Regions from separate parts of the Homo sapiens genome. Here regions 2 and 3 are each linked to region 1. A link is a loop called in an ENCODE intact Hi-C map of the cell type or tissue named here. Cell type or tissue: PC-9. All regions are shown on one strand.

Region 1 (8,000 bases):
CGCATTGTACAAAGAAAATCAGACCCACCGGGATGGCTGTGATCAAAGAGACAGTAACAAGGGTAGGGAGGTGGAGATGCGAATCCAAACACACAACTTGTGCAAAGGTCAAGTGGCCACAGCCGCCACGGAAAACAGGCTGGCGGTTCCTCCGACGTTCAACACACAGTCGCCACGGGACACAGTGGTTCCACCCCCAGGTGTGCAGCAATAGACATCACAGCCCACGTCCGCACGCAGACTCGGACACGCGTGCTCACAGCCCACGTCCGCACGCAGACTCAGACACGCGTGCTCACAGCCCACGTCCGCATGCAGACTCGGACACGCGTGCTCACAGCCCACGTCCGCATGCAGACTCGGACACGCGTGCTCACAGCCCACGTTCGCACGCAGACTCAGACATGCGTGCTCACAGCCTCAGTCATGACAGCCAGACAGTGGAAACAAGGCAGGTGGGCCTCGGCTGCTGAGGGAGCAACAGCAGAACGGTGCTCAGCCCTGGAGAGGAAGGACGCCTGGACCCTGGCCCCACACCACAGCATCCACAATGTGGTGCCAACCAACAGGCCACGCACACAGAGGCCATGGGCCAGACGCTTCCACTGACACGAAATGCCCAAGAGAGGCACAGCCGGCGACAGAACGGGGACCCGTGTCTGCCGCCCCAGGAGAGGCTGCAGGCCGGAAACTGGAGGATTACAGGGCGCGAGTGTCGTTTTAGGGAGATGAAAATGTTCTAAAATTGGCTGTGGCAATTGTTGCACAACTCTGCAAATATACTAAAAACCACTGAATTGTACATTTCAAAATGGGTGAATTGTACGGTGCTTGAATTATACCTCAATAAAGCTATTTTTAAAGAAACAAAATTTTAAATACGTAAAAAAATCAGAAAGTGAAATCTGGAATTAACATTCCAGGAAACATCCTCCTGGAGTTTTTTCTCCAAAAATATAAAATAGAATAAAATATATAAATGTTATAGGTTTAAAATATACAAAATATAAATATATTTGTATTACATTTATAACATAAATACAATATTTATAATACAAATATAAGTATATTCATACTATAATGACTCATTATATTATAATACAAATATATTAACAATAATAGTAAATATTTATGTTATAAATATAGAAGATACGAATGGAAATACGGATAAATTTTTTAAATAAAAGTGAGGTTATGTTCCCTGTGACAGAGTCAGCTTTTTCCTTTCACATCAGGCCATGGGCCACTTTCCAAAGAGCTGATAAAACGCTGGGGTCAGACGGCACGTGTGTGCGTGGACAGCAGTGCCAGGTCCCCCTGCCATGTGCACGCTGTGTGGTGGGAGCAGCAGGGGTGAGCACCCTGGGAACGCAGATCTGTGCAGTGGCTGATTGTCCCCGTGGGATAAATTCCTCCAAGGATGTGCACTGTCCTGAGGCCTTTGAAACACAAAGCCACAGAACCCTCCAGGGAGTCTGGACCAGTGTCCACCCCCAGCATACGCCGTCTTATAAATATTTCTACAGTTTGCTAAACCGGTGGCAAAAACCTGCTTAAATTTTAAATGTCTGGCTCATTGGTGAGGTGGAATGTCCATCTTTTTATGAGCAGTTTTAAATCTCATTTTTTCTTGAAATGCTCTGGGCCTGTTTTCTATTAGAATGACCATCTTTTCATGCTCAGGATTTAACCCTCCGGGAACTTCTGAATGTGTGTTGCAACTTAAAAGACATATTATTTCACAACATTTAAGGAGGATCTTTTTTGAACTAAAAAAACCCCCACAAATTTGTTAAATTTGTCACCAGTGGGTGACTATGGACCTGTGATCAGCCAACTCTGAAATGAGCTCCAGCAGATGGACACAGCGTCCCAGGACCTGCAGGAGCAGAGGCTGCGAGGCCAGCCACGTCCACCTCGATCACGTCACCTCGTGGGCAGAATGGCCTACGCCCCATGTCCTCCCAGCCCCACCCAGAACCCACGGTGAGCACCCGGCAGGAAGTGGCCACAGCACCATCACTGGAGGCCACGCGGAGTCTGAGGACAGCAGCTTTCCCCCCTATGCTGTTGTGGGGACTCCAGGCTCAGCCTGAGGACAGGGTCAGTTCCCTCCACACAGCACCAACACTCCCAGGTGCAAAGCCCAGGCCCACGGACAGCCCCCCGCTGTCCGTGGGTCTCATGGTGGGGGCACCCATTTTCTTTCATCAGCAGGAAGGTTTGTGCTTTCTCCTTCCTGGGCAGCAGAGTTTGAAGCGTATTCCAAAAGAAAAATGAAACCGGCTGAACGCTAGGGCATTCCTCCCATCCCCCATCCTGTTCGGTGGCCTGTGCCGGACAATCTCTTCTTTCTGATGGACTCAAAGGGGCCACACAGCCACCAGGTGCCCCCCTTCCCATCAGCAGCTTAACCTCGGGGTATCTCTTGGACAGGCCGGCTTTGTCTCCAGCCGAGGTCAGCAGCAGTCAGATGCGGGATGAATGCCTGGCCCAGGCGGCCCCCACTCACCGCCCGAGGGCTCTGGAACTCTCTTTCCAAATAAAGAAAAAGTGCGGCCTGAGAGGACCAGGCTCGCCTGAAATCCTGCCATGTGGCCTAAGGAAATTAACGCACGCAGCAGCCTCTCCCTCTGAGGCAGAGACCCTGGCAAAGTCTCCTTTCCCTCAGTCATTTCTGGAAGAAGTGCAAATGAAGTTTCACAGAATCAAGCAAACTTTCACGGGGAAAAAAGAAAAAACCTCTTGCAGAAAACAGAGTTGACCTTTAAGTAGTGGCTCTGATGAGGGGAAACCATCTGAACTGAATTCCTCCTCCTCCTGGAGCCTGGAGCAGGGGCTCAGCTGGGACCAGCAGAGAAACCCCCGCCTTCTCCTCCCTGAGTCACTTCCCAGCATCTGCGCAAGGCTGGCGCTGCCCCATCCCGCCTGCGGCTGCTCCCATCACGTGATCATAAGAAAATAAACCTGGTTTCCCAGCTCTGTGCTCTGCCGCAGGCTCGGGGCCCATTTCCCAAACGCTGGGGGGAGCCGGGAGCTGCCAGGGCTGCCCCAGCCTCGGGGTAGAGGGTAAAGGCTGCGTGAAGAGGAACCAAACCCCAAACCGGGTCTGCGAAGCAGCCCTGGGGCTCCCAAGCCAGCCTCTGGGCTGAGCTCTGCGGTCCTGAGTCACTGCCTGACTCATCCTCAGAGGCGCCCCACAGAGAAGGGGCAACTTGGCCAGGGAAAATGCTCCATCTCCGCAAAGGACAGGAGGCAAAACACACCCATCAGAAGCACATGGCCAGTGCAGGGCCACACAGCCCTGGCTCCCACAGACCGCAGGCTGGAGAATGGGGGTCCGCGGTCAGCTCATAGCCCACCCGCCACCCAGCACTGCAGGGTCACACAGCCCTGGCTCCCAGAGGTCAGAGGCTGGAGGGCAGGGGTCCGTGGTCAGCTCACAGCCCACTCACCACCCAGCACGGCAGGTCTCAGCGGAAGCCCCACACACACTGGGTTGCAGCCTCCTGTGGTTCAAGATGGGTGGGGTTATTTTGAAATGTTGGCAAATAGAGCTGTGAGTCTTCAAACGGAACCCAAAGACTCAGTGAGGAAAGCAGGCGGGCTGGGCTGAGACTCACAGCTGCAGCGGCCGTGGTGAGCCACCTCACCTCCCCGAGCCTCAGTCTCCCCATCTGTTCAGGGGCACCGAGGAGCTGCCCCTCGGCTCATGGGCTCTGTGGTCGCCAGGCACGCCACACACCACACGCCACACACCACTGCACGCAGCACCCCGGGACACTGTGGCCTCGGCTCCCGCCTCTCCTGCACATGAGGCTCTTTCCTCTCTCCCACCCCATACCCCCCAAAAAAGAACCACCATCCTTACAAACAAATGAAAATCGGCTGGGTCTTTAGGGCCCGGCCACGATGTGTGACTGCAGCAGTGACTCTCAGGAGGAGGCACAACCAGACACCGGGTCCCCTGCAGCAGCTGAGACACCTCAAACCCCAAACCCTCAGTGAGGCCCTGGTGGGAAAAGGGGCTCTCCAGGGAGGTGCCAGGGGCAGGAGAGAGGGCCAGCGGCCGAGGAGCGGGAGGCGGCCGGGCGAGAGGAGGCCCGGGCAGGAGGGAGAAGGGGGGACCTGGCCTTTGCTCCTCATGGGATCCTCGGTGCGGCCCCCTCGTGACAGGCCCAGCCTCTCCCTGCAGTGGCCCAGCCACAGCTCAGGGCCAGGAGGCTCCTGCAGGCACAGGCGGCCGATGAGTCCCTTCCAGGCCTGGGCCTGGGGCAGCCTGCCATGTGCAGTAGACACTCAGTACTCACAGAATACGAGCAACCTCATGCTCTCCGCCGGCTGAGTTCCTGTGCGGCTGAGAGAACCCCCTGCATCATTCTGACACAGGTGCGCTCCTGTGAGCCAGCATGACACGGAAGGACACACACATGCAGGTGGAGATGGAGATGCTGGGCCGGGCTTGGGGGTCATACAGACAGGACCAGGGGCTCTGACCTGCTGGGAGATTTGGGGCCAGCATTCCAGGACTGAGAGAACAGATCCCTGGCCTGGGGTGCTCTGGGGCTGAGGATGGGCCCCCACCTGGGCTGAGGATGGGCCCAACCTGGGCTGAGGACGGGCCTCCCCACCTGGGCTGAGGACAGGCCCCCCTACCTGGGCTGAGGACGGGCCCCCCAACCTGGGCTGAGGACGGGCCCCCTGACCTGGGCTGAGGACTGGCCCCCTGACCTGGGCTGAGGACAGGCCCCCCAACCTGGGCTGAGGATGGGCCCCCCAGCTGGGGCACTCTGGGGCTGAGGACGGGCCCCCCACCTGGGGCACTCTGGAGCTGAGGATGGGCCCCCACCTGCGGTACTCTGGGGCTGAGGACGGGCCCCCCACCTGGGGCACTTCTGGGGCTGAGGATGGGCCCCCACCTGCGGACACCCCGGGGCTGAGGATGGGCCCCCACCTGGGGTACTCTGGGGCTGAGGATGGGTCCCCTACTCCAGCAGTTCTGGGATATTCTGGGCTTCAAGAAGCCTCCAGTCGTGTCAAGCAGGTTTTTGTTTAAGCTCTAACTTGAGAGTGAAAATAAATGTTCATGGGAAATGTGACTTTTCATGAGTCGCCTAATGTCAAAGTCGGTGTTTCCTAAGTCAGCAACTTGGTTTTTATTAAAAGCATCTGAGAGAATGAACCGTCTGTCTCCCAAACCACCAACTTCCTCCTGCCCCTTTCAGTTTCTAACCCCAAATAACTTCTCCCCTCCCGAAAAACTTTGGAGCTGTGGAGACATTTCTTGGTTTAGTCATTTCTACTACACAAAAGTACTATTTTGGGGGTGATTTACATCTTGCAGTATGAACAGAAAGAAACCTCCCTGTCTTTAACAAACACCCACTGCGTGCACACAGGACGGGACGGGCTTCCACCCAGAAGAGCTCAGAGCCTGCCCCTCAGGGCTGCCAAGTGAGGGTCCCTGGTGATGTCTGATGTCCTCGTCTGCCTGGGAAGACCCAGCTCTCCTCGCTCAGCTCTAGAAGATCTATCTGTTCCTTGACTTGTAACTTCTAATTGTACATAAAACACACAAACAAAAGAACAAGAACTCCCCCATAATTCCACTTCTCAGAAATCACATCACATTGACGTTTTTGTCTGCGTATCCAGATCATTTTGGGGGTGCTCATGATTTTTTAAACAAAAGAACTTTTCCTACAGACACAGCTTTGTAACCTAACGCATAACCAGCTTTCGGAGCAGGAGTTCAGGCCGTGGCACCTCTGGGTGGAGGGGGCACAGAAACCAGCCACGCCTGCAGTTTCTTCCTGTTGTGGCCACGGCCCCTTCTCCCCGAGATGGGCATGCAAATGAACCCTGCAAAGGACGCAGGAGCAACTCCACAGAAAGGGGGGGCCAGGGCTCCGCGTGGGGCAGAGGGCTTTGCCCAGCCTCAACCCCAGTGGCAGGGGGTAGGGTCAGACCCAGAACCCTGAGGCAGAGCCTCCCTGAGCCAGGACTGTCTGCGTGGATGAGGGTTTGGGGAGAGGTCAGCCACGTGGGCGCAGAGGAAGCAGGCAGGGACAGACACCATTCCACGTCCTTACGTGGATGGAAGGAAATGAGGACACGACACTTACTGAATATTCTTGCAAATGACTGGACTAACCCAGCAAGGAGAGATTTAGGTTCTGTTGTGTGTGACGCCAGCTGTTCCTTTCTGCTGGACAAGACGGTGATTTCCACTGCAGCGCAGCCTTGGGGAGCGGGGTCATCTCCTTGTTTTAGGGTCGTGGGTGCCGGCCCAGGGGAGGTCCAGGGCGGGAAGCTGGTTCCCAAGCCCCAGCCCTGCCAACCCAATTTCAGGGAGCCTTTTAGTTTAAGTAAATAAGGAAACAAATAGTGGCTGCCCTTTAAATGATTAAAAATGATTGCTCTAAAAGGTATGGATTGTGAACACAGTTCACTCTCAACCTCAGAAAATTATTTTTCTAGTAGGACAGAAACTGCCAAAATCACTTCCTTGGAGAAGGGCCAAGGCCAGAGAGAAAGGGCTTGTTCTCTGAAATGTGTCCACTTCGATGCGTTCTGAAGTTAAACCTGTGACAGACACTGCCCTTCAACCTCCACCTTGAAAAATACAGAAAAAAGGGAAGACAGAGGACGCTCTCCCCAGACGTCGGCTCAGCACTCGATAAAGAGGCCCCACAGACTCCAGGGCCTCGGACGCGCGGCCCAGGGGCCCGGGCCACACGCAGGGAGGAGGCGTGGGGGACACAGGCCTGAGGTGGAGCTGGGTCGGTGACCTCCTTAGTGGGAAAGAGGGAAGAAGAGAAGCTGAGTTCCGCCTTTCCTTCCTCACACATTCCATTTGCAGCTTCCTGCTAAGTCAGACGGCGATATTGGGCAACAGCAAATCAAACTTGACCCAAGTGCTTCTCCCCAGGGAATGTGAGAAGGGGCTCCTGCCCGGCTGCAGACCCAGCGGCCAGAGAGCACCCTGGGGCCCTTCTGAGCTCAGAGATGCAGACGTGGGCTTTTTTCTTTCCACAGCGACTTTGCCAAATGAACCATCAGACCTTAAAGGTGACACTGACCTTGGAGGAAGCACACGGGGGGCTGGGAGACTCAGGGACCGGGAGACTTGGGGGGCTGGGAGACTCGGGGGCCGGGAGACTCGGGGGACCAGGAGACTCAGGGGGCCAGGAGACACAGGGGCCAGGAGACTCAGGGGTCGGGAGACTCGGGGGTTGGGAGACTTGGGGGTCGGGAGACTGGGGGGTGGGAGACTGGGGGAATGGGAGATTCGGGGACCGGGAGACTCGGGGAGCCGGGAGACTCGGGGAGCCGGGAAACTGAGGGGGCCGGGAAACTGGGGGGCCAGGAGACTCGGGGGGCCAGGAGACTTGGGGGGCTGGGAGGCTCGGGGGCTGGGAGACTTGGGGGGCTGGGAGACTCGGGGGCCGGGAGACTTGGGGGGCCGGGAGACTCGGGGGCTGAGAGACTCAGGGGACCACTTGGGGGGCCAGGAGACTCGGGGGCCGGGAGACTTGGGGGGCCAGGAGACTCAGGGGCCGGGAGACTCAGGGGTCAGGAGACTGGGGGGTGGGAGACTGGGGGGGTGGGAGACTCGGGGACTGGGAGACTCAGGGAGCCGGGAGACTTGGGGGAACCGGGAAACTGGGGGGCCGGGAGACTCGGGGGCCGGGAGACTGGGGGGTGGGAGACTGGGGGGTGGGAGACTTGGGGACTGGGAGACTCGGGGAGCCGGGAGACTTGGGGGGACCGGGAAACTGGGGGGCCAGGAGACTCGGGGGCTGGGAGACTCAGGCGGCCGGGAGACTCGGGGGTTGGGAGACTCGGGGGGCCGGGAGACTTGGGGGCTGGGAGACTGGGGGGTGGGAGACTCGGGGGATGGGAGACTCGGGGACCAGGAGACTTGGGGGACCGGCCCCAAAGTGGGTGCCACCATGGAGCAAGGAGGGGGCGGTGGCCAGGACTAAACTCCCCAGCAT
Region 2 (8,000 bases), 160 kb after region 1:
GGCAGGAGAATCGCTTGAACCTGGGAGATGGAGGTTGCAGTGAGCCGAGAACGCGCCACTGCACTCCAACCGGGGCGACAGAGCAAGACTCCATCTCAAAAAAAAAAAAAAAAAGAAAGAAAAAAGAAAAGAAAAGAAAAGAAAAAAGGACCCAGAGAGTCTCGGTTGGAGACATCAAGGGTATGTCTGAGAGCCCTTGGGATCTGCTTAGTTCTCTATCAGCCCCAGGTAAGATCCCGCCTAAGCTGTTCCACAACAATGAACATCAGCCCATGGGCAATGCCTTTTAAAAATGAGTTAAAAGACTCACACACACCTTCATTCATTCAACAGAACTCTGCATATGTAGTCTCAGCCTCATGGAGCTGATAGCTAGCCCCTCAGAAATGTCACGGTCCCTAACTACTCTTTGCTATTTATTTATTTATTATTTTTATTTTATTTATTTATTTTTTGAGATGGATGGGATTACAGGCACATGCACCACCACTCCCAGCTAATTTTTGTATTTTTAGTAGAGACGGGGTTTCACCATGTTGACCAGGCTGGTCTTGAATGCCTGACCTCAGGTGATCTGTCTGCCTTGGCCTCCCAAAGTACTCTTTGCTATTTTTAACCTATATTATAGATTTAAATTTTTGTTTTGTTTTGTTTGAATGAAAATAAGAAGATAATTTCAGGCTGGGCATGGTATCGCACACCTACATTCCCAGCAGTTTGGGAGGCCAAGGTGGGAGGGTCGCATGAGCCCAGGAATTCAAGACCAGCCTGGGCCACATGATGAGACCCCGTCTCTACCAAAAAAAAAAAAAAAAAAAAAAAGAAGCAGCAGCTAATTTCATTCCTTATTTCATTCCTTTATGCACAAGCCCCTTTAAAATACACTTGACATGAATAGCAGAGCTTGCCTCCGGCTCCTCCATGCAGAATTCGGCAATCCCAGGTTCCTCACCGCTCCTCAGGGTGGACCTTCCATTGACAGTGTTTAAAATCACAGACTGTGGGGTCAGACAGGCCTGGATGTGGATTCTGGGTCTCCTGCTGATCCCCCGAGTGGACCTCCCGAAGCCTCTCCTGTGCAGCAGGTGGTGCTGGAGCCTGAGATGCCGGCATCGGGCCGGGAGGAGCTGGGCCTCTGCCCACTGCAGCCATGACCTCTCCAGGCAGCCCCGCCCCCCTGTGTCGTGAAGCGCAACTGGGCACAGGACCTCCATTAACAGTCCACGTCTGTGCTAAACTTGATGGAAAAAATGGCCTCTCCATAGCGATTTGTGTCCTTGGTTTGCAAGCCTCGAATTTGCACCTCCTTTTCGAGGTGGCAGTTTAGGGTTGACTCTGGCAGCATTTTCCGAATGTGCCTGCCTGTGTGTCCCCACCTTGTTCCACCCCACAAGGGTTGTGCTGTAGGAGTCCTGGCCTCTGCCAGCCCTCCCTGATGGGCCCTAATGCAATGAACGTCAAAGGATCTATCACAAAACTAGAAAGGCTGCTGTCTGGTCCTGAGAACATTGTTCTCTTTTCAATCTCTCTTTCCAGAGAGCAAACAGTTTATAAAGACTGACAAATTGCTACACATAGTCAAGAAGTAGACAAAATCTTGCCATTACACAGAAGAGCCATAATGTCAGCTCTTTTCCCTTCTGGACTTTGCTCAGAGAGTCAGTGGACAAATGAGCATCCTGCCAGCAGCCTTAGTGTAAAAACCAGCCACCCACAAGCTCTGATGACCTGAAAAGTCAAGTACCAGGTGCATTTTCAGATCCAGAGATGTGTCTGTCCCATGTTACTCTGGGTATCAAATTAATTGAAACCTATAGAACTTTGAAATGCTTTAAAACCATCATAAATATAATGGATGGAGCAGTGAGGACAGAAGCCTGTCTATCCTGTGTGAGGTGGGCACACAGGAAATACGTGTTAAATATAGAAAGGAAGAAAATAAAGGAGGGAGAGAAGAAGGGAGAAGGGAAAAGAAGGTAGAAAAGTAGTCCTATAGTGGAAGAGGAGGGGAAGAGACAGAAGGAGGAGGAGGAGGACAGAGGAGGGAGGGGGAGGGGGAAGGGCTAGGGAGGGGAGGAGAAGTGAGGGGGGAAAGGGGAGGGGAGGAAGGGGAGGGGGGAGGGGGGAGGGGAAGGGGAGGGAGGGGGAGGGAAAGGGGGAGGGGAGGGAGGGGGAGGGAAAGGGGGAGGGGAGGGAGGGGGAGGGAAAGGGGGAGGGGAAGGAGGGGGAGGGAAAGGGGGAGGGGAGGGAGGGGGGATGGAAAGGGGGAGGGGAGGAGAAGCGAAGCCGGGGGAGTGGAAGGGGAGGGGAGGGAGAAGAGAAGGAGGGAGGCAAAAAGGGGAGTGGGAGGGGACTGGGGAGGACGGACAAGGAGAAAGAAGGAGGAATAAGAATTGCAGGCGTGGCCCAGGCTGGTACTGGGGTGGGGGAAGGGAGTGCCCCCTGCAGAACAGGAGGCTGTTGCCCTAGGGTATGCAGGGCTCACCTGAGGAGCCTCCTTCATTCTGAGCCCTGAGCGCCTCCTCTGCCTCACTCCGGTCCCCACCCTGCAGTGGTGAAGCCAAAGTCGGTAAAGCAGTGGCTGCTGTGTGTTTTCTCCAGGTCAGTGGGACATGGGGCTGCTGGACATCTCAGCCCTTTGGCCGTGGCTCTGCCGAGTTTGATCGCCACACTCTTCCCTGCTGCCACCAGAAGGGTCACACAAGGCCACTCTCAGGACTCCCAGACCTCATCTGTCTCAGAGAAGAACGAGGCCACTATAAAAGGGTGATGTCTTTGGCCTTAGGGGGCGTGTAGGCCCCTCTGGTTGCGATGTGGATAGAGTTCCAGATGTGAGGGAATGTTCTGGAAATGCAACCTGGGCAGCTGATGGAGTCCAGGCCCTTCGGGTGCTAACGCTGTGAAACATCTCTGTTTCAGAAATGGGTGCCAAGCCTGGAGGGCAGGCTTGCTTAGCAAAGAAGGCAAACTCTGGTGAGCTACAGCTGGGTTCAGCACATGGGTCTGGTAGGGAAACACACATTGAAACGTTATTAAAACCAGCAAGACTGACACAGGCGGCAGACTGTGACGTCTGTCCCATGTTACACTGAGCTTGTTTTCAGGTCCGGAGATGTGCCAAAGCCGTGCCACACTGGGCTGGAGCCACTCGTGAAATGTCATTACGCTCACACAGCTGCAAAGTTCTCAGTATTTACCAACTAGGACTTTTCTTGTATTGGTATTTGTTTAATTGTCTTCTCTCCTCAACAGTAACTATAATGTCCTAAAACTCCGTAGACAATAAATAGTTCTTTAAAGACCAGATTTAGTTTTCATGTAACCTACAGGTTGGGGAAGGGGAACCACAAATTGCATTGACCCTCAAAACAGTGGCTGAAATGGAAAGAACTCCTTAAACGGAACCCTTGGGGAATCCATCTGTAAAGCCCCATTGCCTCTCAGATTCTGTGATCTGGGCCTCGAGACAACCTTCAGAGTCCCTCGCTGCATGAGTGCATGTCTGGTCAGAGACTTTCAAAAACTGAAATGCCCCAGGCCAGCAGCCATCCGCTAACAAGGACCGTGGAGAAAAGCCCATGGATGCGTGGAGAAATGGTGCCCACTAGTGGCGATCTCCAGAATGGACGTCCTGTGAAGTAGATGCCGCTGGCCGGCGGTGGCTCACACCTGCCAGCACCTCAGGAGGCTGATACGGCGGGGGAGTGTGGGGGGCGGGGCGCATTGCTTGAGTCTGGAAATTCAAGACCAGCCCGAGCAACACAGTGAGACCCTACCTCTACAAAACATACAAAAACTAGCCGGATGTGGTGGTGCCTATGGTCCCAGCTACTCAGGAGGCTGAGGTGGGAAGATTGCTTGAGCCTGGGAGGTTTAGGCTGCAGTGAGCAGAGATCACACCAACGCACTCCAGCCTGGGTGACTGAGGGAGATCTTGTCTCAAAAACAAACAAACAAAAAAGATCCGGCTGACTGAAGTACCCAGGCAAATTAACCAGACACTTGGAGATTTTCTCATTTTCTACAAGGCTGAGGAGAAATTTTAAGGAGCCCACAATTCCAACACCCCATCACTCTTTCTCATGTTTTTCCCAATATTTTCATCAAATCATAAATTGTGGCAAAATAATGTATAATTCTCAATACATACAAAGTAACTCAGAATAAGGAGGACTGATCAAGAAGAATGTAACCAATCACCAAGTGCCACATTCACTGAAATCAGCAATTCATAAGCATAGTTATATGTGTGGTGTTGGGCAGGGGGGCTGTGGTGTGTGTGTGTGGTCTGTGTTGTGTACACCAGTGTGTGGTGTGTGACGTCTGTGGGGTATGTGTGTGGTATGTTGTGTGTGGACTAGTGTGCAGTGTGTAGTGTGTCTGTGAGGGGTGTGCACTAGTGTGTGGTGTGTGTGTCTGTGGGGTGTGTGTGTGGTATATTGTGTGGAGTATGTCTGTTGGGTTTGCACTAGTATGTGGGGTGTGGTATGTTGTGTGTGGTGTGTGTGGACTAGTGTGCGATGTGTAGTGTGTCTGTGGGGGGGTGTGCACCAGTGTGGGGGGTGTGTGTGTGTGTGTCTATCTCCAGATTAGATGATTTCCTGCTTTTTTTCAGTGATATACTGCTGTCATTTTTAAAAATTATCCTCAGCACTATGTTTCAGACAATAATGATAACATGTCTTGGCATAAGCAAGCTGTGTGTTAATAAAATATTTTTGACACTGAGCAACACCTGTAAGCATTGCAAACTATCCAGAGGCAGTTGTTTTTTTCACACATCACTGTAGGAAGCTTTTCCTCATTCATCTTATGGGCCCTCACTCACTGCGTTCCAGCCAGACTAGGTTTCTTTGCATTCCCTGAATGCCCTGGGCCTTCTCCCACCTCCACTCCCTCCCCTATCCACTGGTTCAACCAAATCCTTCAGTTCCATCTTGGCGTCCGTTTGAGGACCGCCACTGTGGCCTCCACAGGCGTCAAGCCTGTGTTCGCAGGGCCCTCCACAATCTGCACTCCGTCACCCGCTCCTGGCAGAACACTGGCACAGGAGACCAAAGTACACGTGGATGAGTCAATCAGAAGAACAACTTGTACTAGAAAGTGCTTTCCCAAATTTGACATCAAAATTGAGACCAGTGAACACTTTCATGGCTCATGACAAAGTTCATATCCACCTAACACAAAACGAGGGCATTATTCAGTTAATTTGATATACTAAAAAGATAATCAGATAACCAGCTAGAGATTATGACACTTCTGAATTGGCTGTTACCCTCATGTCGACGGGGCTGGACCCGTGTCTGTGGACAGCAGTCTTTGAGAAGCTGCAGCGGGAGCCTGTGCAGGATGACTAGTGTTGCAGTGTCCTGGGGGTGGTGGGACAGGATGCTAGGAAGAAAAGGCGTCCGGCACCTCAGGATGCTCTGTCCGGGTGGCTCAGCTTGCTTCCCGTAGCCTCCCAGTCCTTTTACTGAAGTTTCAGGAGGTGATGCTTGGGACGCCAGGCCTGGCAGATTCCTCTCCAGGCTTCCCTTCACCCCGCAGAGCTTCCCCGCACTGGCAGAACTCGATCACTGCCACCCAGAGGGCATTGTCTCTGAAGAGGCATGGAGAGTGGGGAAGCTGCAAACCCCAGGCTGATGTTCTTGGTGTCCCCACAGCCTGCTTTTGCCTTAAAACCCCAGGTATACTCACAAATGGGTACAACACCCAAGAGGCCATTGTCAGCTCAGGGACTTGGTTTTAGGTGCGGCTTTGGGAACTTGCTTAGGTAAGTTAGCCTTGCTGGGTCTTATTTTCCACATCAGTAAGTGCCACGAAGCTTAACATTTATAAGCCAACAGAATGCCTCAATTTTAATTAACAAACATTAATTATCAATCATTTTTTACCTGGATGGAGGTTAATTCAAAGGAAAGGTATTAACCCAGAGGGTTTTTCTTTTTAAGAGTGTTATTGTGGTGCCCATGTCCCGGCGGGGAAGCTCTGAGCTTCCTCTGCCCAACTCTGCAGGCGACGCTTATGGCCCCGTCTGTGGCGTCCAGGTGCACCTGGACAGGTCTCCAAGGCAGCGCTGGAGCAGATTTGCAGCCACAGGGTGTGGAGAAATGCAAGATGAATTGAGACTTGATGTTTGGATAGATGTTAATTCCAAACTTGAGAACTGTCTTTGTAAAATGACAACAAAGACGTATCTGCCAATCATTGACTTCTTAATCACTGCCTTTGCTCTTTCAAAGCCTCAACATTTTGCAGTTTCAGCCAACAGAATTCTCTAACTTTGTAAACTGCTCTCCTGTGGCGACAATACCACCTCACTCTAATCAGTGAGAAGGGTGATTGTTCTCTCTTCCTTTCAGAGTAATTTAAATTCTTGAGAAACCACTTGGCATGTTTAATATTCTGGTCATACTGAAAATCCAAGTCTTGTTTTCCTGACCGTATTTCAGGAACTAGTTTAAGGACGGAATTATCTTTTAAAACCACAAAACAAAGATTTTTACACACTGAATTTCACAAAACTCAGTATTGCAGAATTGCAAACATGCTCTGTGACTCAGTCTCCAGGGCTTAACTTCCCCCTTGTAGTAACTTTAGAGGGTCCTGAAATTTTAGCTTCTTTAACAAGGGCAAATACTGGGAGAGAATGTAAGGGGAGGAAAATAAACAGAATGTCTTCTGTTAGACAAGCCAGCCTCTGGCATGTACACATTTGGCAGAGTTCTAATTTTGTTTGCTAACCTCCGATCACTACCTGAAATGGGTCTCTGCAGGATATCAAGGTGTCAGCAGCGCTGTGCTCCTGGAGCATCTAGGTGAGAATCCCGTCCCTGGCCTTTCCCAGCTTCAGGAGGCCACCTGCACTCCCAGCTCACTGTTCTTCCTTCTTTCCTTCCTCCATCTTCAAAGCCAGCGGCGTAGCGTCTTCCAGTCTCTTTGACTCTGACCCCCCGGCCTCCCTCTTTCACTTGTAAGAACTCTTGTGATTACATCATACCCACCCACATAACCCATCTTAACTTAATCACCCCTTGCAAAGTCCATTTTGTCGTGTGAGGTAATACACAATATTTATGAGCCCTATCAGTTTAACCAATTAGTAAGTGTGGTAGAGGAAATACAACGATGGAAGGTTTAACCTGAGGAAAGAAAAATAGCTCAGAGCAGTCTGAACTATTTGAAGGATGCAAAATGTATCAGGACATGAGTGTGGGACTAACTTCAGTCACTCTGCTCCCCATGCCACAGGGGCAATTGTTTAAGGCATTTTGTTCCTGACTGCTGTGTCACCCATTATTTTCATGTTTCTGGAGTCTGTGAGACAAAGAAAAATGTATAGTCAATCAATAGCTTACGTTGTTTTAATGTAAATTTTTGATAAACAACTCAGGAACTGCCCTTTCTTTCCTCCTTAAACCCCCCGCCCCCAACCAGGTACCTGCTGCTGGTTGGGTGCATACTCAGGGAAATTCAAATCTGTGCTCCCAGGTGGTCATCCTCAGGGCTTGTGCTCAAATAAACTCCATGCTAACTCGTATTTTCTGAATCTTTCTATCTAAGGTTGACAAACCTAAGGGGCATCATTCTAAAATCAGTAAACATGATTTTGCTGTAGGCTATTACAGGTATAGAAGGGAAGAAAAGCACAAGAAATCTAACCAAATATAGAGACTCCAGGTCATTCTATTAGAATGTGATGTGGTTTGGATCTGTGTCCCCACCAAAGCTCATGTGGAATTATAATCCCTGCTGCTGGAGGTGGGGCTGGTGGGAGGTGGTTGGATCGTGGGGGTGGAGTGCCCATTGCTGCTGGCGGTGGGGCTGGTGGGAGGTGGTTGGATCGTGTGGGTGGAGTGCCCATTGCTGCTGGAGGTGGGGCTGGTGGGAGGTGGTTGGATCGTGCGGGTGGAGTGCCCATTGCTGCTGGCGGTGGGGCTGGTGGGAGGTGGTTGGATCGTGGGGGTGGAGTGCCCATTGCTGCTGGAGGTGGGGCTGGT
Region 3 (8,000 bases), 120 kb before region 1:
GAACGGGGCCGCAGAGGACGGAGAGCCTGTCCCTGTGCCCTATGGCATCGTCAGGCCACGCTGGCTGTTGGCATCCAGGCCATTGGGTCTCCTGGGTCCTCCCCTCCACCCTGGAACAGTAGAGGGGTCCGAAGCCTGGTCTGACTGCTCGCTGGCCGAGGAGGAAACCTGCGCCCGGCAGCTCTCTGAGGGTCTCACAGTTGGGGAACAGCAAAGCCACAGCAGAGCTGGGGCTCCTGGCTGCCCTTTGGAGCCCCACAGCGGCGATAGGAGAGGAAGGCCTGGCACCCTTGGGGCCGACCGGCAGGTGCGTGGGCCGAAGGCACCCGTGGTTACTGCTGGGGCTGTCTCTTCCCTCTCTCTGGCTGTGGCCAGCACTGCAGGCCAAGATGCTCTGGGAGAGAGGGGCCAGCCACAGACCCGGGGGCTGTCGTCAGCCTGGCAGCACTACAGAAGGTGAGGTGGAGCGGGAAGCCTGAAGATTCCTGAAGGGGCCTTTGGCCCTGGAAAAGGCACATCAGAGCTGCGTGCTTGGAGGAAACGCTGTATATAAAATTTGGTTCCTCAATGCTGCTGGAATCTTCCACACCGTGGCTCCAGGACAAGCGTCGGGGCAGGTTACTTACGGGGAAGGGGGTTGGGGGAGGCTGGAGCAACTGGGAGTAAAATACTGGCTGCTGCCAGGGCAGGAGGGCGGACCAACCTCAAAGGGCCCAAAAGACCCAGAACCCGCTCCAGATGGGCAGGGCAGCCAGGAGTAGGTCACTGCTGCCGTCTGCTGTCGGAAGCAGGAGTTTCATTCTGCCCACGTGGCCTCCAAGTTCCAGCAGAAGACAGCTCCTCAGGAAGCAGGGAGCTCAGGGCCTGATGGGGCCATTAGGCCTTTTTATTTACCTGAAATGATGGCCCAAGGCTGGGTGAGGCTTCACAGATGTGAGAAGCAGCTGGCATCACAGTGGGTGGAGCGGGGAGCTGGCAGCAAGGCTTGGTTGGTTCTTGGCCCCACCTGTGCAGCTTCTGCGGCCCCGGGTGTCCATTTCCACCTCCCGAGATTCCTTGGGCCCAGGCCTGTAGTGGACACAAGCAGGTCCCGGACACACAGCCAAGCAGATGCGCAGCCATGTAGACAAGGAGCCCAGGAAGCACACAGGCTGACCCCGTGACACTTCCCCCCAGACACTCACTCAGGGGTCCACACCCACCATGGCCCATCAGCCAGGCCATTGGGAGGATGACAGCATATCCATGGGATTGGGGGTCAGCAGTGCTTTCCCGACCCCTCCTCCATGATTCTGGCCTGCCGAGCACTGACTGCCCTCTCTAGGAGCCCATGTCCAGCCAGGGTGCTGCCCCAGCGCCCATCGGGGCCATGGAGCGGGGCTCAGGCTGACCCATGAAAAGCCCACGTCCTGCCACAGGGACTCAGGGGACTTCTCATCGTTCCCAAGAGATGGTGTGGAGTTCTCAAAAACCTGCCTGAGCACACATTTATATCTGGCAATTTTTTAAAAAACTAACTACTGAGGAGTCACATAGACATGACTCAGCATGAAAGGAACCAGCCCCAGAAGAGCCCACAGCACCGGTTCAAGACCAGGCAAAACTAGCAGAAGGGACCAACGTCTGCCTGGCACCTGCCTCCTGGGACTGAAGCCCAGTGACTGGGGAGGCACAAAGAGGAAACTTCTATTTATTGTTCTTGACATCAAAAATGTTAAATTACTTATGAGTGGCTTTGACCAAAACAAGTGGTGGACATATACTCGGAAAGCTACATGAGAAAGTTAACCAGGAGGCCCTGGGCTGAGGCGGCTTCAGTGCCTGGGACCCTGTGTGAGCACACCGAAGCCCACTGGGAACTGGGCCACGAAACTGACACTGCCCAGAAACTGCCAAACCAGCCTCTCACCAGGGACTTCCTTTTAACCAGATGTCTTGTCTTTGTCCCGCTTCTGCAGACACTTAGAAAAGAGCTCCGCCCCTCAACCTCAGTGGAGCGCTGAACCTCACGCTGAACCTCACACGTTCTGGTACTGCTCAGTTCATGAATTGCTGAACGCTCCAACAGACCCCTTTGAATCTCAGTGTGCATGAGCTTATCACCTAAAACTACAAAACGCTACTGAGATAAATCGAAGGAGACCTGAATAAATTAAGAGATTTGTATTGTGGTATAATAAAAAATACATCTGGTCTTTGTCCCCTGTTCCAGGGACAGAACTCCTTAAATCTTTGGAATTTCCTGATAGGGGTGTCTGATTTCATAACAACTCTTTTTCACCACATTTGTTTACCCTAATGAGGTGACTCTTGGGGGACCCCAAGGTAGCTTTAGGGTGGGAGCTTGTTGCCAGAGGAACCAACCATGTAATTAGAGAGGAACTTCCAGCCCCCCTCACCGCCCCCACTCCTGGGAGGGGCCAGAGATTGAGTTTGTGTTCAATCACCAATGACCAATGACTTAATCAATCATACCTGTGTAATGAGGCCTAGATAAAAACTTTTGGGCATCAGGGTTGGGGAGCCCCCAGGCTGGGGAGCCCCCACGGTGCTCAGAGATCAGTGCCCACCTCCCCACTCTCTTCACTGAGCTGTTCATGGGTTTCCTTCATAATAAGCATGATTGTACGTAAAGCACTTTCCTGAGCCCTGGGAGGTGTTCTAGTGAATCTGAGGGGATGTAAAGTTCCCCAAATCTGCAGTTGTCAGGAGTGAGTGTGGGTTGCCTGGGTACCCATGTACGGCTGTCATCAGAAGTAGGGGCAGAGTCTTGTGGGACAGAGCCCTTCACCTTCAGGGTCTGTGACACTCCAGGTCGTCAGTGTCAGAAGAGTGTGTGTGACTCCCCAAAACAGGAAGGGCCTTTGAGATGAAGACGATTAAGAAGAAACAGGTCCAGGAGTGCTCTCCGGATTCCTCTTTTTGCCTAAAGCAGGGCATAGATTTACAAAGACAAAGGGCATTCTGTCCCCTCTTGCAGGGAGAACAAAGGCTAAGCCCTGAAGACAGTGTCAGGCCCTCACACCCGCAGATGCCCCGACAAGCTGTGCTCCCAGCCTCTGCCAGTCCTGTGCCTGGCCCCAAGCTGCCCACAGAGGGACCTCGGTGCTCCCATCTGTGGAGTGGGGTCATCACTCATGTCTCAGGCACCTTGGTGCTCCCATCGCCCCCTGCCTTGGGGACCTTGGTGCTCCCATCTGTAGAGTGGGGTCATCATTCTTGCTTGAGGGACCTCAGTGCAACCATCTGTAGAGTGGGGTCCTCACTCCCTGCCTCAAAGACCTCAGTGCTCCCATCTGGAGAATACGGTCATCACCCCCACCTCGGGGACCTCAGTGCTTCCATCTGTAGAGTGGGGTCCTCGCCCCCTGCCTCGGGCACCTCGGTGCTCCCATCTGTAGAGTGGGGTCATCACTCTTGCCTGAGGGACCTCAATGCACCCATCTGTAGAGTGGGGTCATCACCCCCTGCCTCAGAGACCTCGGTGCTCCCATCTGGAGAATATGGTCATCACCCCCACCTTGGGGACCTCACTGCTCCCATCTGTAGAGTGGGGTCCTCACCCCCTGCCTTGGGAACCTCGGTGCTCCCATCTGTAGAGTGGGGTCCTCGCCCCCTGCCTCGGGCACCTCGGTGCTCCCATCTGTAGAGTGGGGTCATCACTCTTGCCTGAGGGACCTCAATGCACCCATCTGTAGAGTGGGGTCATCACCCCCTGCCTCAGAGACCTCGGTGCTCCCATCTGGAGAATATGGTCATCACCCCCACCTTGGGGACCTCACTGCTCCCATCTGTAGAGTGGGGTCCTCACCCCCTGCCTTGGGCACCTCGGTGCTCCCATCTGTAGAGTGGGGTCATCACCCCCTGCCTGCCCCTCAAGGTGTTCAGGGCCAGAAGGGCTGTGTCCTGCCTCTCCCCAGAGTGGCCTGGCTTCTGTCCCTGAGGAGTTGCTTTCACATTGCCCTTTTCAGACCTGGACACAGCATTGCAACACGGAGAGTTGACCTCCCAGCCCAGACCAGCCCAGGTGCCTCTGCCCCTGTGTGCACCAGGGCTGGCCCCGCCTCTCCTGCAGGGCCCTGGGCAGCTTTCTCCCACAGCTGGGTCTGGGGTTCAGCAGGAGCCGGCGCCCAGGGGAGACACAGGAGAGACTCCCTCCCGCTCCAGGGCACGGGAGTCCTGCCGTCTCTGGTGAACCTTGCACCCACCACAGCCTTCAGAACCAGAGCCAGAGAGAAGACCCTGTCTCCCGGCAGAGCCACCCTTCCCCGGGGCCCCGGGATGTCCGTGGCGCTGGCGAGGCTTGGGAAGGCCGGGCGTTCAGAGGAACTCGGGATGTCCACGGCTGAGGGTTTTGTGGGGTCACGTGGGAAGGACACAGGGGAATTTCCACACCATTCACAGCACAGGGTTTCCCATGGGGGCTCTCTAGGCTGAGGCCTGTGGGGCCCTCATGGGCGTGTGGTCCTGGTGTGGGGAGGCCCAGCCTCTATGAGGTGATCATCATAAGGGACGTAGTGACAGCCCCGTCCCCCTCCAGCGAATGCTCAGCTGGGGAGGAGGTATGGAAATCCTGCCTTCCTTGCTTGGATCTCGGGTGTCTGTGGTTTCCAGGACGGAAACAGGCAGCCTGAGCCCTCAGCACCGGGGCCCCCACGGGGTGGTGCTGTTGGCCAGGGAGGAAAGAAGGGCAAGGTCGTCCCTGCGGGCCGGGCTGGAGCCGGGCGGGGCCTTTGCTTGTGGGAGGCGCCCGACGTCCCTTCGTGGACTGCGTGTGGATGGAACTGCTTTGGCCTCGGCTCTGCCCGGCCACACAGTGCCAGCACCACTCCCCCCCGCCGCCACCAACAGCACTGCCCACTCGGGGGAGATCCCGGCCGGGTTTCCAGACCTCAAGACTGAAAGGCATAGAGGGGCCCAGCCAGGCCCAGGCCCCAGCGCCTGCCCCAAGGCTGCACTCGCTCCCCGCCCCCCATGCCCTGCTCCCCAAGCCTCCTCCAGGCCCCAGCGCCTGCCCCAAGGCTGCATTCATCCCCCTGCTCCTCCTCCAGGCCCCACTGTAGTCACTCACAGGCGTCGCCAGGCCATGGCGCTGCGGCCCTCCCATTTCAAAGTGGTTGCCTTTTTTGCGAAACTCCACGTAGAGATGTGCTGAACTCGACTGTCTACGACGCCCAGAGGGAACGGGGCTCCAAGAGGCTGGGGACCGGCGGCACCTGCTGCTCTGTGTTCAGCACTCCGGACAGGGCCTGGCAGGGGCCACAGTGCAACGCGACCCCACTCTCGTAAGACAACCTATGCCTCTCTCCGTATATGGCACCATCTATATGCACAGGGATTGAATACATGGTCCCGTGTGTGGGCATCTAAACCCAGACAGAGAAAACTCTGGAAAGAACACACGATTGTTCCGACAGCCCCCAAGGAACCAGAACGTTGAACTGAGACTCGCCCTTTCCCACATCACCTGCAGTGAAAACACACAGAACACTTGGCAGGGGTGGGGGTGACACGGCAGGGAAGAGGTGGCCAGTGGCACGGACACAGGTGTTTGGAGCCCGGCAGGGACACAGCCAAGGTGTAGCTGGCGTGGCTGGAGGAACTGCGCCGGCTCAGGGTCTGTGCTGCTGTGTGGCCGCCGCTCCCGCCTGCCCAGGGCCGCTGTGTGGCCACCCCTCCGCCTGCCCAGGGCCGCTGTGTGGCCGCCGCTCCCGCCTGCCCAGGGCCGCTGTGTGGCTGCCGCTCCCGCCTGCCCAGGGCCGCTGTGTGGCCGCCGCTCCCGCCTGCTCAGGGCTGGGTTCCAAGGGGGCCACCTCGGAGGTGCAGGCACCATGTGGGGCTGGGCCATCTCCCCCAGCCTGGGAGGGCTCTGACAGCCTCGCTCACTTACTGGAATCTGCACAGGTCAGGGGCCAGTGGGGACTGAGGATAAAACTGAGGCAGACTGGGCCTGGGGCAACGGGGGCCACCACCCCAGGACCACTGGCCGGCCCTAGAAAGCCCAGGCGGCATCTGTGCCCCATAGGACTGAAGGCCAAGGGCAGCGTCCTTCTAGGGGGAGCCTGGGCTTCCACCCCTCCCTGGATGTCACCACAGCTGATTTGCTGAGCTCAGGGCTGTGCATCTACAGGGGGTTCCTGCCCTGGGCCCCTGCCTGGTCCACTCCATCGACCCCAGCGCTGCTGCCTGAGCCTCTCAGCCCAACGGGCCGGGCAGCAGCAGGAACACGCTCATGCTGGGCGGGGCGGCGGGGCAGAGGCAGCCCCCGGCCTCAGCAGCATCAACCACGTGGCAGGAGCTGCTCTCGGGCTCTGCGGCGCGTAGACCTGTTTCCTCAGGGATGTCTCCTGCTCCCCACAGTCTCCAAAGCCCAGCCTCGTCCCCTCCACTAAGACGGGGCTTGGCCTCACCGCTGACCATCCTGGACGCTGACTGCCGCTGCCAGGACCCTCTGAGTTCAGCGCCCACTGAGCCCTTCCCCAGACCCCCGGCCTGGCACAAGGCAGCCCCATTCCTTGGGTGTGTGGCTGCTGAGTGCCCTGAACAGCTCGCTCGGGACCTGCCCGCTTCTCTGATGGGAGTTGGGGCCCAAGCCAGGTGGCCACTCACATCCCACAGGGCGTGTGCCTGCGCCACGGAAATCTCCCTGAGGTAGGAAGGTGTGAGCCAGGCCTGGCCGCCCTGGAGTGCCCAGAATCAAGGCTCAGAGGAGCAGCACGTGGAACTTTACCCCCCGTGGCAACAATCACCTCTCCGGGGTCCCAGGAGTCAGCCCTTCCCACCCCAGCACTGGCCCTGATCAGCTCTTCCCCCGGACACTGTGACCCCCACCCCACCAGACAGTGAAGGAGGAACAGAATTACCCTGGGTTTGAGGAAATGAGCTCAGAGCCCAACAGAAGGCAAAGGCGCGTCTGACTCTGGAAGGCTCACATTCTAACAGCTAAGCCACTGCCAAGCTCCTGTGTCTGCAGAGCCATGGGACCTCCCTGTCCTAGAGGTGGCTGCCGCCAGCATACCCAGAATGAGGCCAGCCACACGCGGCGACAGGACGAATACACGGGTGGACAGACTCATGCCGATGTTTGCTCTGTGGGGGAGGGTGCTGGGAGCCACCCGGCAGAGCTGCCGCCTCCTGCCCCACCAAGGGGACAAACCAACCGTATTTCCGGAAGCTTCTCTGGGTGCCTTTCTGGTTGGCACAGTTGGAGGCCGCAACTGAGTCACACCCAACTGCCCGGCAGCCTGTCCAGGACAGCCCGTCCAGGGCCCATTTCCGGTTGTCTGGGAAATGATGACTCTGGGGCCGATGGGCACTTATCTTCTGTGGTGTCTTTCAGTCAAGGGTGGGTGCTGGCTTTGGGGGGTCCCCTTTCTCTCTGCAGCCTGGATGGTGCCCCACTTTGATCAGAGGAAACTACCCAGTGGGACAAGCTCTGCGTGGCATGCGGCTCCCTGAAAAGGGCCCCTCCCTCCCTGGCTGAGTGATGGGCAGAGCTCACCCTCTGGGAGCCTCTGCATTATCATGTGCACCACAGGGACGGCCCCCATGTGTCTCCACGGGAATAGACAGTGCACACAGCATCTCCGCCTGTGGCCTCTGACTGCCTTAGAGACACCCGGATCAGAGATGCTGCAGGTCACCTGCCCGTGCCCTCCTGTGCACATGTGTGGTATGTACGAGCATGTATGTGCTGTGTACATATGAATATGCACGTGTGCGTGTCTGAACGAGAGGGCTCTGGGTGGATTCTGGTGAAACTCGTCTTACAGGCATGTCCTGGAGCCCCCCACACCCCTAGGAAGACTCCCTCTCCTCCTCTGAGTGGGGAGCATGTGGCTTCCCTCCAGGGACAGATCCTAGTGCCAGCACCACAGTCTCTGTTGCTCTCGCAGTCACAGCCGGGGCTCAGCTGCGTCCACCGTGCTCCTGGCTCCTGCAGGGACTTTGGTGACACAGCAGATGCTCCATCCCTGCCCTGCACCTCTCACTCCTGCCTG

What was found. A loop is a pair of places that touch in the nucleus more often than their neighbours do. Peaks named below come from ENCODE experiments on the same cell type or tissue, not always from the same donor. Only the 100,000 strongest peaks of a DNase experiment are listed, where the experiment ranks them.
Region 2: it touches region 1 in a loop (7-fold over the local background); 17 of 110 quality-filtered maps call a loop at or near these places.
Region 3: it touches region 1 in a loop (9-fold over the local background); 4 of 110 quality-filtered maps call a loop at or near these places.

Annotation. Positions count from the first base shown.
Region 1 is chr13:114,062,326-114,070,325 of GRCh38, forward strand. All of the region lies in intron 2 of RASA3 (RAS p21 protein activator 3), which reads right to left. Among named protein-coding and RNA genes, the nearest start is that of RASA3-IT1, 43 kb to the right of the region's middle. RefSeq lists enhancers at 1,537-2,056, 2,804-2,863, 3,224-3,453, 4,384-4,513, 5,114-5,173 and 3 more and silencers at 3,984-4,053, 4,724-4,843. In PC-9, no CTCF peak of the experiment used is centred here; DNase peaks (open chromatin) are centred at 3,066, 3,546 and 6,876; H3K4me3 peaks cover 2,090 bases; H3K27ac peaks cover 3,380 bases.
Region 2 is chr13:114,223,319-114,231,318 of GRCh38, forward strand. No RefSeq gene overlaps it. Among named protein-coding and RNA genes, the nearest start is that of CDC16, 7.6 kb to the right of the region's middle. RefSeq lists a silencer at 3,456-3,750 and enhancers at 3,497-3,726, 5,014-5,515. In PC-9, a CTCF peak has its summit at 3,599 (motif pointing left); a DNase peak (open chromatin) is centred at 3,603; H3K27me3 peaks cover 926 bases.
Region 3 is chr13:113,946,640-113,954,639 of GRCh38, forward strand. C13orf46 (chromosome 13 open reading frame 46) reads right to left here. Exons shown (of 7, transcript NM_001365455.2): 7 at 7,066-8,000. Among named protein-coding and RNA genes, the nearest start is that of SWINGN, 22 kb to the left of the region's middle. In PC-9, CTCF peaks have their summits at 739 (motif pointing left) and 4,658; a DNase peak (open chromatin) is centred at 4,662.